Regions from separate parts of the Mus musculus genome. Here region 2 is linked to region 1. The links are chromatin loops, found by intact Hi-C in ENCODE. Cell type or tissue: left cerebral cortex. All regions are shown on one strand. Links, peaks and the distances in the headings refer to the core of each region. The heading gives the core; the rest is flanking DNA.

The links. Hi-C counts contacts between places; a loop is a spot of excess contacts. Peaks named below come from ENCODE experiments on the same cell type or tissue, not always from the same donor. Only the 100,000 strongest peaks of a DNase experiment are listed, where the experiment ranks them.
Region 2: it touches region 1 in a loop (6-fold over the local background); 22 of 42 quality-filtered maps call a loop at or near these places.

Annotation. Positions count from the first base shown.
Region 1 is chr10:66,918,069-66,923,582 of GRCm38, reverse strand. 1110002J07Rik (RIKEN cDNA 1110002J07 gene) reads left to right here and starts at 3,199. Exons shown (of 5, transcript NR_138561.1): 1 at 3,199-3,413; 2 at 5,194-5,204. In left cerebral cortex, for the core only: no CTCF peak of the experiment used is centred there; DNase peaks (open chromatin) are centred at 2,066, 2,703 and 3,081; H3K4me3 peaks cover 1,295 bases; H3K27ac peaks cover 1,766 bases.
Region 2 is chr10:67,094,531-67,100,044 of GRCm38, reverse strand. Reep3 (receptor accessory protein 3) reads left to right here and starts at 3,057. Exons shown (of 8, transcript NM_178606.5): 1 at 3,057-3,255. The coding sequence starts at 3,224. It also overlaps a transcript of Jmjd1c not described here. In left cerebral cortex, for the core only: a CTCF peak has its summit at 2,478; DNase peaks (open chromatin) are centred at 2,101, 2,634, 2,929, 3,655 and 2 more places; H3K4me3 peaks cover 3,932 bases; H3K27ac peaks cover 2,635 bases.

The DNA.
Region 1 (5,514 bases), core at 309-5,308:
TTATTGTAGAAGTTTAGGAAACAAATGTCACTAGACAAGAAGTCTTCTATAATCTAGCTTGTTCCATAATCTGAGGCAAGGTCTCTACTGGAATATGGCGAACTGTGTTCCAGGGGTAGGGTTTGGCCTTTCTTCACACTCCTTCTGGGGAGAGTGTGAGAAACAGTTTATCGCTGCTGACTCTAGACAGACATTAGGGTACCAGACAGTCTGAGCCAAGTGTTAATTGTTTTGGAGGAGTTGTCTGGGAAAGGAAGATTTCCAGCTCTCAAGATTTGAATTTGGGGGCTTGAGGAGAATTGGGGTTTATCTGGTTGGGGTGGAGAAAACCTGCCAGTCCTGTAGGAGGTTCAACTGGACAATAGGACAATAGGCTTGTTCATCCATCCGGAGTGAACTCCAGACTTCTGCAGACCTTTCGTTTGCCGTACACACTAACTTAAATCCCTTGACCTTGTCGGTTGCTTAAGATTCTCCACGTGTCTCGGCTTTGCCTCTAGGATGGAATCCAGGGGGTTCGTTTTCCAGAACAATCACCATCTCGTCTGATGTGACCCCTCAATCTAGCTCCTGTCACTCCCTATGTTATCCTGTGCACCCCAGCTGTTCCAGAGGACCCTCTGTGCTCCAAACACGCCCTGCACTGTCCCATCTCAGTATCCGGAGGAGTCATACGTCTTCCGGGATGCATCTTGCTACGAGTCTGCCCGCTCCATTTCTGCCATCACCAAAGCCTGCCCATCTTTTAAGTTTGAGCTCAACAGTTACTGCCCCCACCCCCCACCCCCTCCCAGAAACATTCCCAGATAGTTAATCCACACAGCCCTCTGAATTCAGCACACTTGCTAACGTGTGCTTATCACTTCACTAAGCAACATAGCCACCGTTTCCCCTTCGCTGCCAGCTTCCTGGAAGTCTTTCTTGTCCTTACAGCTTCAGCACTACTGGGTCACCCTCCACAGGGACTCTAGGTCACTGACCCCACTGTGGCATCCTGCCCTGTTTCCTATATCAGGAAAGATGCTTAAGACCCAGGCTTATTGAACGCCTGTAGACCTTTGCCTGATGATAAGGGATTCGAAAGGCAGCTTTGGGGAGCTGGAGAGATGGCTCCGTGGTTAAGAAGAACTCTTGCCAAAGACCAAAGTTCATTTCCTAGCACCCATGTCTGGAGGCTCACAACTGCCTGGCACTCTTCTGGTCTCTGCTGGCACCTTCGTGTATGTACTCTAACCTGTGTGTGCTCATGAGACACACACACACACAAATCCTTTAAAGACGGACTTGTTACAGTCTGTCAGATTTCTGGAGGCTTATACTCAAGCAGGAGAGGGACTCATACAACTGGGGCAAAAGCCAGATCTTTCAGATCATCTCACTGAGGGTCAATGGGAACGTTTACCCGGAGAAATCACTCACTGCATGGCGAGATAATCTCGGGTGTGTGGAAGAGATGGCAGGATCTTTTTTCAAAACAGATTTTCCTCTTCTTTGACCTTTTCTCGGGATGATTGTACTGTTGTTAACTTTATTACTGGAGCTTAATGTCCAAGAAAGCAGGAAACACTTCTGGAAACAGCTGTGAATGTGGCCATTCATTGATTTTTTTTTTGTCCCCATCATTAGGGCCTTCGGAGAGGGATTTCAGTTTTCAGGGCTAGGGCGCCTGTGTTCTCCTTAGAAGTACTAATGACAGGCACTTAAATTAGACCACACAGAGTTAAGGGAAATGATTCAATCCTCCATTTTCATCAGACCAGCGACTGGAGCCATCTACCTTGACCTCTCCAAGGGGTTCCAGAACAACTGTGTAATTCCCAGAAAGATAAGAGGAGGCAGGTCACTCGGTGGTTCTGAAGTCTCCCCTGTAATCCCAGGGCACACCTCAAGGCAGGAGGATGCCAAAGTACGCGGGGCAAGTTGGGTGTGAGCGGAGACGGGGGCCTTAATGGAGGGCCTGGCACTGTGACAGTGTGCAGGCCCAGTCTGGCCTGTGCGGCAGCTGCACAAGTTTTCCGGGACCGCAGCCAGCTGGTGGCTCATGGCAATGGTTTCTGGGTCCTGGCTCTGTCCCAAAACAGGCTGGAGCTCCTTAGTGTGATCCGGCCATGGCTTTGTTCTGACTCCAAGATGAAGTTTGGCTCCTGAACCAGAAAGGGGAAGGCAGGTCCATGCCCCCTTAACCCACGCTCTCCTTCCAACCAATCTGATACAGGGGACCGAGGGCGGGAGCAGAGTTAAAAGTCTAATGCTATGCAGGGTGGTTCCGCCCCCTTTGGGTCTCCTCAGCGCACCTCGACGCTAACCTTTGAACACTGAGCGCCAGCTGAGACTGAGGTCACTAAGTGCTTCAGTCTAAGGCAGAAGTCTAGAAGGTCCAGGAACACTTGGAGGTGACCCCAAACTGAGTTGCAACAATGCACGCCTTGGTTTTGCAAGACATATGATCTCCCAAATCAGGGTCTCTGAAACAGGCTACCCGGAAATCCACAGAGCTCTCAAAACAAGGTGACTCCTAATCTCCATCTCACGTTCGGTGACCATTTCCAACGGTGATGTTCCTTGACACGAAGGCTTCACTTTAAGGCATCTTTAGGACGTTTTGGTATCTGTATTGATTAGATTAGGCCATCTAAGGCAAGGCAGAAGGAGCTTGTAGACAAAGCTCCTAGACGAGACTCCAGCCTCCCGCGGCAGCTTGCTGTCCCAGCCCCTCCCATCTGGGGCTCTGAAATCGGCTTGTAAAATATAGGCTTTATTTGTAGGCTTCTCCCTCTAGTTTCAGGCTAATTCTCCTAGATTGAGAGTAACACAATAAAAGCAAGAAATTTTGTTTTGCTTGTTTGTTTGGAGTGCTTTCCTCCCCCCCCCCCCAACTCTTTTTTTGGAAACTGCAACCTCGGATCCCCACAGAGGCTGGGGGGGGGGGGGGGAGGAGTTAAGAACATCAATCAGTTTCGCAGCTGGAGGCTGAGGCTTTCCTCAGGGAAGACTTTTTACATAAAACAGATTGTACTTTGTCCTTGCCAGGGCAGACAAAGGTTTAAATTAAATATGCAGCAAGCTCCAGTTGGCTGCCTGCCACCACCCCGAGGTAGGGGGAAGGGAGACCGTGTCCCCCGCTCGCCTGACTCACTCAGTGTTTTTTTTTTTTTTTTTTTTTTCCCCTTCCCATTTCTGTTACTTCAGTGGAAGGCGCCTGCAGTCTTGGGTTGGGTTTTTCTGTAAATGCACTCTGTGAGAGATACGCAGCCTTCTGGGACCTTGGCTTCCTCTTCCATGCAAAGAGGGAGGTGACCTTTGAAGGTCTCTTCCGTATTTAACCTTTTCCGTTTTCTCTGATCTCGGTGGCAGGGATTTTCAGCAAATGCCCTAACCCTCTCTGTAGGGGGCTCACGTTCACCATTTCCAGGGTGAGTTCATCTCTGTGTAACTCGTCCTTACCTGGAGTGACTGGGTGTGTGATCTATTCTCACCATTCCTGGGGTGATCTCATCGATGTGTGATGCATCTTCACCATTCCTGGAGTAACCTCATCCATGTGAGATACATCCTTATCATTTCTGGGGTAACCTCATCTATATGTGATCTACCCTCCATTCCTGGGGTGACCTCATCTGTGTGGCACACAATGTGATTATAAAAAGACAAAGAGGTATAAGAACATGTTCTATGGGGGTGTGGTGAGGGGGGGGTGCCTCAGTGGGCCCATGCCAATGCATCCTTTCTCCCTGAAGGACCAGCCACATTCTATACTATTATATTGTATAGAATAGAATTTATTCAGGGCATGGGGAGAGGAGTTAAGTGGATAGTAGAGGCAGAGAAAGGCAGAGAGAGAGAGAGAGAGAGAGCAGAGAAGTAGAGGCCGGCCATGACCACAGGGAGAGAGGGAGAAGGGAAGGGGGAAGGGAAGAGCCCAAGAGGGCACGAGAGAAGCAAGCCGGGAAGGAGTAAGAGAGGGAGGAGGGGGCAAGCAGCCCCTTTTGTAGTGGGCCAGGCCTACCTGGCTGTTGCCAGGTAATTGTAAGATGGAATTTAGACAGAGTGCTAACCGTACACATCTTCACCATTCTGGGGATGATTTATGGATGGAAAAAAAGAGAAAGAAATGGGAGGAGCTCAGGATGTTCTTAGGTATGGTGGAGGAGAAGGTTTGTGACAGACATAAGAGAGAATACAGAATATGGACAAAAAGAGGCATCTGGGAGAGTGCAGAGTGAACATTGCCAGACTGAGCTGGACTATGTGGAGAGAGAGAGGCAGGGAAAGCAAGAAAGGAGACACTAACAAAGAGGGGTAGCCTGGGCTAAGAGATAATGTAACCGAAATGGCTGAATTGTATAGGAGCCAGAGAGGCTGGGGGAAGGGAAAACCCAGTCCAGCCTCGTGGCTGGAGAAGTTTAGGGTATGGGGTGGAGTATGCCAGCCAGGAGGACCCTGGAATGGGTAGAGACTCAGGGATGGTGGGAAAACTTGGTGGCCAGGGTCAGCTTTGATATGGTAATAGTAACCTCTGTTAGCTGTTTGTCTTGGGTTTGAGACCTAACAGTTTGATTTATATGTGATCCATCCTCACCATTCCAGGCATGACTTCCTCACCTCATCTATGTGTGATCCATCCTTGACATTCCTGGGGTGACTGGGTGTGTGAAGGTCTAACTCCACCTCCACCCCACCCCCACTCCAGACCTCTTGGACCAGCCAGCCATATTATCAGGGGACGTAATTAATGACATTTGACCTTGCATCCCAGTTGGAAAGCATTCATGCCTTACCTTCATCCTTCATCAAACAGCTCAAGCCAGTTGCTACTAGAGTTGAGGGTCCCTAGGGTGGAGTAGACATCGTTCTCTTTTTATGCTTTTAAATATTGGTAAGTGCCCTGAACTAGTCTTAGGTCAACTTGACACAAGCTAGAGTCATCTGAAAGGAGGGAATTTCTATTGAGGAAATGCCTCCATGAGATCCAGCTATAGGGGATTTCCTTAGTTAGTGATCAGTGGGGGAGGGCCCAGCCCACTGTGTTCTAACCCTGGGCTGATGGTCCTGAGTTCTATAAGAAAGCAAGGTGAGCAAGCCATGATGAGCAAGCCAGCAAGCAGCACCCCTCCATGGCCTCTGCATCAGCTCCTGCCTCTGGGTTCCTGCCCTGTTTGAGTTCCTGTCCTGACTTTCTTCGATGATGAACAGTGATGTGGAAGGTAAGACAAATAAATCCTTTCTTCCTAACTTGTTTTTTGGTCTTGGTGTTTCATTGCAAAAATAGAAACCCTAACTATAGGGCTGGAGAGATGGCTCAGCAGTTAAGAACACAGGCCACTTTCCCAAAGGTCCTGAGGTCAATTCTCAGCAATCACAGTCATCTGTAATGGGACCTGACGCCCTCTTCAGTCAGGCAGGTATACATGCAGAAAGAGCACTCATATACATAAAACTAAACAAATCTAAAAAACAAAAACCTAAACAACCCTAACTATAATGACAATAGTAGTAATAACAATAATAAAAACA
Region 2 (5,514 bases), core at 239-5,238, 180 kb before region 1:
CCCCACCCACATCACTGCCCAGCCCCATAAGCTGGACTTGGTTATCCATGTTCTTTTTTTTTTTTAAAGATTTATTTATTATATGTAAGTACACTGTAGCTGTCTTCAGACAGTCCAGAAGAGGGTGTCAGATCTCATTACAGATGGTTATGAACCACCATGTGGTGGCTGGGATTTGAATTCAGGACCTTTGGAAGAACAGTCAGTGCTCTTAACTGCTGAGCCATCTCTCCAGCCCCTGTTCTTATAATAACCCCAGTGTGTGGGGTGAGGGGCAGAGTCGGGAGAGTTAGTTGGGTTTGCAGGGTACCAGCCTAGCTGAAAACATGAATTCTCCAAGGTCAGAGTAACCCTACCTCCAAGGAATAAGGCAGAGCAGCAGAGGATAGGATATGCCTGACACCCTCTGGCCTTCATTTGGTGCAAGGAGCACAGGCAACTGTGTGCGCGTGCGTGCACACACACACACACACACACACACACACACACACACACTGCTGAGCAGAAGATACCGTATTCCCTTTTCTCACATAAGGCTATAGCATCATCTTACACACTGAAGCATATATCTAATAGCCATCAATTAGCAGATCTCAAGTATCTGAGGTCCAGTAACAAACAGCAAGCAGCCACCTCTAAAAGCTGGGCGCTTTCCACAAGAGGCTCCTCCTAGGATTGACCGACTCTTATGTAGGTCAATAGTTCTCAGCCGTATCAGTTTCCGAGTGGCCCTCCGGTTAACACGCTGCCATAATGAGACGCACCGAGCAACCCCCTTGTACAGGCAACTCCAAACAAATCCATCTATCTAGATAAACCAGTAAAGTGGAAAGGGGAAATAAAAATAAGTTACACAAAGGCCCGTCAGCATATGGATGCTGGGACAAAATGATTAGGAACTGGACGTGACTGCCTTGCAAACCTGCTGAGGACTCCATGTGACACAACTATCAAAAACGTCTAATCAAGTGGTGAACACAACCTTCCCTTCTCGTTTACACAACAGGAGTGTGCAGAGACAGAGACAAGAAACTTCAGTCACGGTTAAAACTGTGACTTTATAAAGTGGAAATTTCAGGCTCTGACGATGACAAATATCACAGGAATGACAAGCATGATCTTCCTAAACCAGGAAGGACACAGGAACAGTCTTTGTTCAGGATGTCCCCCACACAGCACAGAGTGCAGCATCCCCAGACCCATCCCCACCTGCTTGCTAGTGGTTAATGCCAGTCACAACAACGAAGAAAAGCAGCTTGCTAATTTTTAATTTTCCCCCTGGACTAACCAACTCACACCCAACTCAGGTATGACTCAAAAGTACTGGAGTTCAGCTCCATTACCTATGAACCATGGGGATCACTGGCTACAGAGTTAAGTTCTCTAAACCTCCGTTTCCATGGTACCAAGGAGAATCAACACTCCAGGGCTGTCTGGGGCGGCAGGATGACTCAACAACACTGTAGCAACCCAGGGTAGGTAGGTGGTTTACAACCCGTGGCTTTTTGAAATAGGAACAAGGGGGCTGTGTCCTGCAAACAATAACAAGAGCCATCACCTCTGCAAAACAGGCAGAAGAGACTAAATGCGGAGGGGTGAAAGGAGTCCAGAAACTTAAGGGATAAATTATGAGGGAGGGTGGGGGGCAGGGAATTGGGGGGGGGGGATTTAAGAGGTCAGAAAGGTAGAGAATGGGAAATAAAGCATCCAAGAAAAAGATGCAATTCAGTCAAGGGCACGAAAACACACCTTAGCTCAGGAAAGAGAGGAGGGGAAAGATATGTTAAGGATGAGGAACGAAAGGCTGTAAATAAAGACATTACAAGACCGCTCTGCCCATGGAAGGACATGAAAGGACAAGGAAGGTATGTGCCAGAAAAACTGCTGCTTAGAGGGCAAGCACATCTCCCCAGTAACGCTGAACAATGGTCAAACTAAATAAACCAGGACAAACGCAATCACCGCAGCCCCTGAAATAAAAACACACATTCTTAATGTAAATAAGCAAAAAAAAAAAAAAAAAAAGGAACGGAAGAGCAGAAAGCAGCGGAGGACTTCTCTTCCTGGTTCTGTGGAAGGAAACCCCGCAGGCCTCCACCTCCTCCACAGTGCTGGGATCACAAGAGCTCACCACCATCCCTCCCCTGCTGCTTTCTTTCATGGCCAAAATTCTTCTTAATTTATAGGCCTCATGAACTACAAGGCACTCATGGTAACCTATCCCTGTCCCTTGATACCATCCCAGGCAAATCCGACTCCTTCCTAAACACATTAATTAGCAATACCTTACATCATCCTTGAAAAGCAGGAGGTAAGCAAGAGTATTATTAGCCTCTTTTTATTATGGGGAAACTGGGGAACAAAAAGATTAAATTACAGTACGTCCCAAAATGAGCCATCATATTTTCTAGGACTTTAATTAAAGGCTCCAAACACCACATTACAGACATTATTCTTTCTAGCTTAGAGAACTTTTACTATTGCTTCCACCAGGGGACCAAGAAAAAAAAACACCTACAGTAACTTAAAAGGTCAGCTTAAAATTTTGGACAGTGTTAAGAGGTAACACACACGCGCGCGCGCGTGACGGAAAAAAAAAATAAGGACACTTGTAAACAGCACCACGGGTCGGAAATCCTGGGTCCACGTTTTAGGCTGTGGGGCAGGCAAGACAGACAGGAGTTGGCTGACGCTGATGGAAAAGGTGCCCCAAGGGGCCCAGAACAGCCTCGCCATCCCTGCAAACCCATCACTCCAAACGTGACCCCCGACGCTCTCCCTTGGCCCCTGCATTGCACCACGAGCCTCGCCGTGCCAACCCAGGCCTGTGGTAGGCCCTGGCTGCCGAGCCTCGGTGAGCACCGGAGCCGCACCTAGCCAGACACTTCACAATCCCGGCTTCCCCCGCCCCCGGCCTCGGCTCCCACGCGCTCTCACCGCCCGCCCGGAGTCCCCCGGCCCGGGGAAGCGAGGTGACCGCGCAGCTCGGTGGAGCGCAGCGCCCGCGGGGTCCCGGAGCCGCCGCCTATCAGCGGAGCGCAGGGGCGGGGCCGGCAGGGCCGGCGGGGCCGCGGGCGGGGGCGGACGGGCGGGGGACCGGGCTCCGGGCGGCTCCGGGCACCGCGCGCACACACCGGGCCGGCTCCCGAGGGCGCCAGCGCGGCCCCGGGGAGCGCGAGCGGGGAGCGCGCGGCCTGCGGTCAGCGGCCCATCGGCCGAAAAGATGGTGTCCTGGATGATCTCCCGAGCCGTGGTGTAAGTACGGGCGGGGAAGACGCTTGGGGCCCGGTTGCCGGAGCCAAGCTCACGGGCCGCGGCCTGCTCACCCGTGTCCCAGTCGCTGCGGGGCTCCGGGGCGGCGGCGGCGTTGGGAGCAGCAGGGCGCGGGCGAACGGACTGGCAGGCGGTGGGCTCTGCTCCGTGGAGCCGCTCCCCGGCGCGCGGCGGGCTCTGCTCGGCTTCTCCTCGGCCTCCCCTCCGCTCCTCGGCTACGCGGCAGGCGCTGCTCCGCTCCTCGGCTCCTCCGCTGCCCGGCGCTGCGCGCGGCGGGCTCTGCTCGGCTCCGCGGCGCGCTCCCGGCTGCGGCTCCCGCTCCCGCGGCCCGCGCTGCGCGGCACCGCCCTGCGCAGGCTCCGCCGACGCTGAGCGCGGGAGGCCGGCGGGACTCCGGATGCGCCCGAGCCTTTGTCACCAGGTCTACCGCGTTGCGGTGTCTGTCCGCGGCGCACGCCGCTTGGTCACGTGTAGGAGGAGGAGAGATCGGTGTCAGAGCCCGGGCTGCAGAGTCTTGCTCAGGGGTCCCGAGGTGACCTGGGAAAGAGCCTGCGCTAGAAAGGTCGGGCAAACGCTGACCGTGGAGGGCCGTGGGTGGGAAGAAATGTTTGCAATGGAGAAGGCGCAGGTGCCAGTCCCCTTTGTTCGGGTCATCTCCTCAGTTCACTGATTGTGATACAAACGAGAGCTGCGGATGGGGAGAGGAGGGGGGAAAAGTTGAGATGTGTTGTTTAATCTGCAAAGGTATTTGAATACAAGTTAAACCGGTTCTCTTCCCATCTTTCACCTTACCCTGTGCGCTCTAAAGCAAAGTCACCAAATAAAGGGCCATAAATTAGGTAAAGCCTGGGGGCGGGAATTCATTATTCATGTAGCAGTAGTGTCATCTGAGTACCTTAATGAAATGTTTATATGAGGTTAACAGGCCTCGCTGATTAGCTTATAATTTGAAGGGAGAAAATGACATTACTTGGGCATTATTATTTTCACTACGGAGAAGGAGCTAATTTTTTTTTAACTTGCTTTTATTTCGTTTGGAAGTGAGCTAGGTAACCTAGTTTGCAATGCATTCAAAATTTGCTCTTTCATAAAATGTCCTTTAAAGCCTCTGAACTTCTTGTATTCATCTTAAAGCCACAAATAAATAAAGTTATGCCACGGGTGCCTTCAAATTATGTTTTGCCTCTTCCAAGGCAGTCTTCGGGTTTCCACATAATCCAGGCATACTTTCTTAACCTACCAGAAGTCCCTCCACTATTTTGGCCTAGCCCCTCAAATTAAATGCCCCATTAAAAAAACTGGGTTTGTCTTTTGATCTCTTAGACCATTTTCAATGATGGAAAATTATGGAACACCTTGAGTTTGCATTCATCAAATAAGATTTTTATTTTTTTAATTGGTGAAAGGAAGTATGTTTAGTGCTACGCTACCTCCAATACAAAGGTCAGTACCACGTAGGAGATCTTAATGGGACACACATTTCACATCCACAGATATCTACTGTACAGGTCAGAATGTCAGGTCTTATGAGGGTTATACCTGGTGTAATACCCAGTGTTAGACAAGGAAGAAATTATCTGTGGTTGGAGCGTCATCAAAGAAGGCAAAAGAGATTACGTTCATAATAGACCTTGAGGAATGAACCCGATCTAGACCGCCAAAGAGGAAGAAGGAAAAGATTTCTGATAGGTGGACTGGTGTAAACCAGAGCTGGGGTAGATTACAGAGTGAGAGCCAGAAAAGCAGGAAGAGAAAGAGAGGCCATTGTTTTATGAAGACTTTTATAATCCCAGAAACACTGAGTCCAGTACTGAAGGAAGGATGCGCTCCTGCTCGGTCAGCCTGTGGAGTTGAAGGTCTGGGGTGAAGGGGAAGCATGCAAATGTGACTTTTTTTTTTAAAGGTCATTAAAACATGTATTAATCAGGAGTCAAGAAATGTGTTTCGTGAACTTCGGGTCCAGCACATTTGTCGAGGAACATCTGTGTGTGTGTTTCCATCTGCGCTTGGGTTATCTCTAAATGTAAAAGCTGTCCTAATAGCTACACAAACCTAGATACTTGCTCCGCACTGTGAAATAGAATTTGTTTGTGTATCTCCTTCTTCACCTACTGAAATGCCCAGCTGGGCCTAAACAAGGTCAGACAGTTTCCTCAGCCCGAGCCTTTGGAGGTACCATCAAGGACAAGGGACCCTATCTAAACCTGAACTCCCAAGATTAAGGAGCAATTCTTTGCAGAC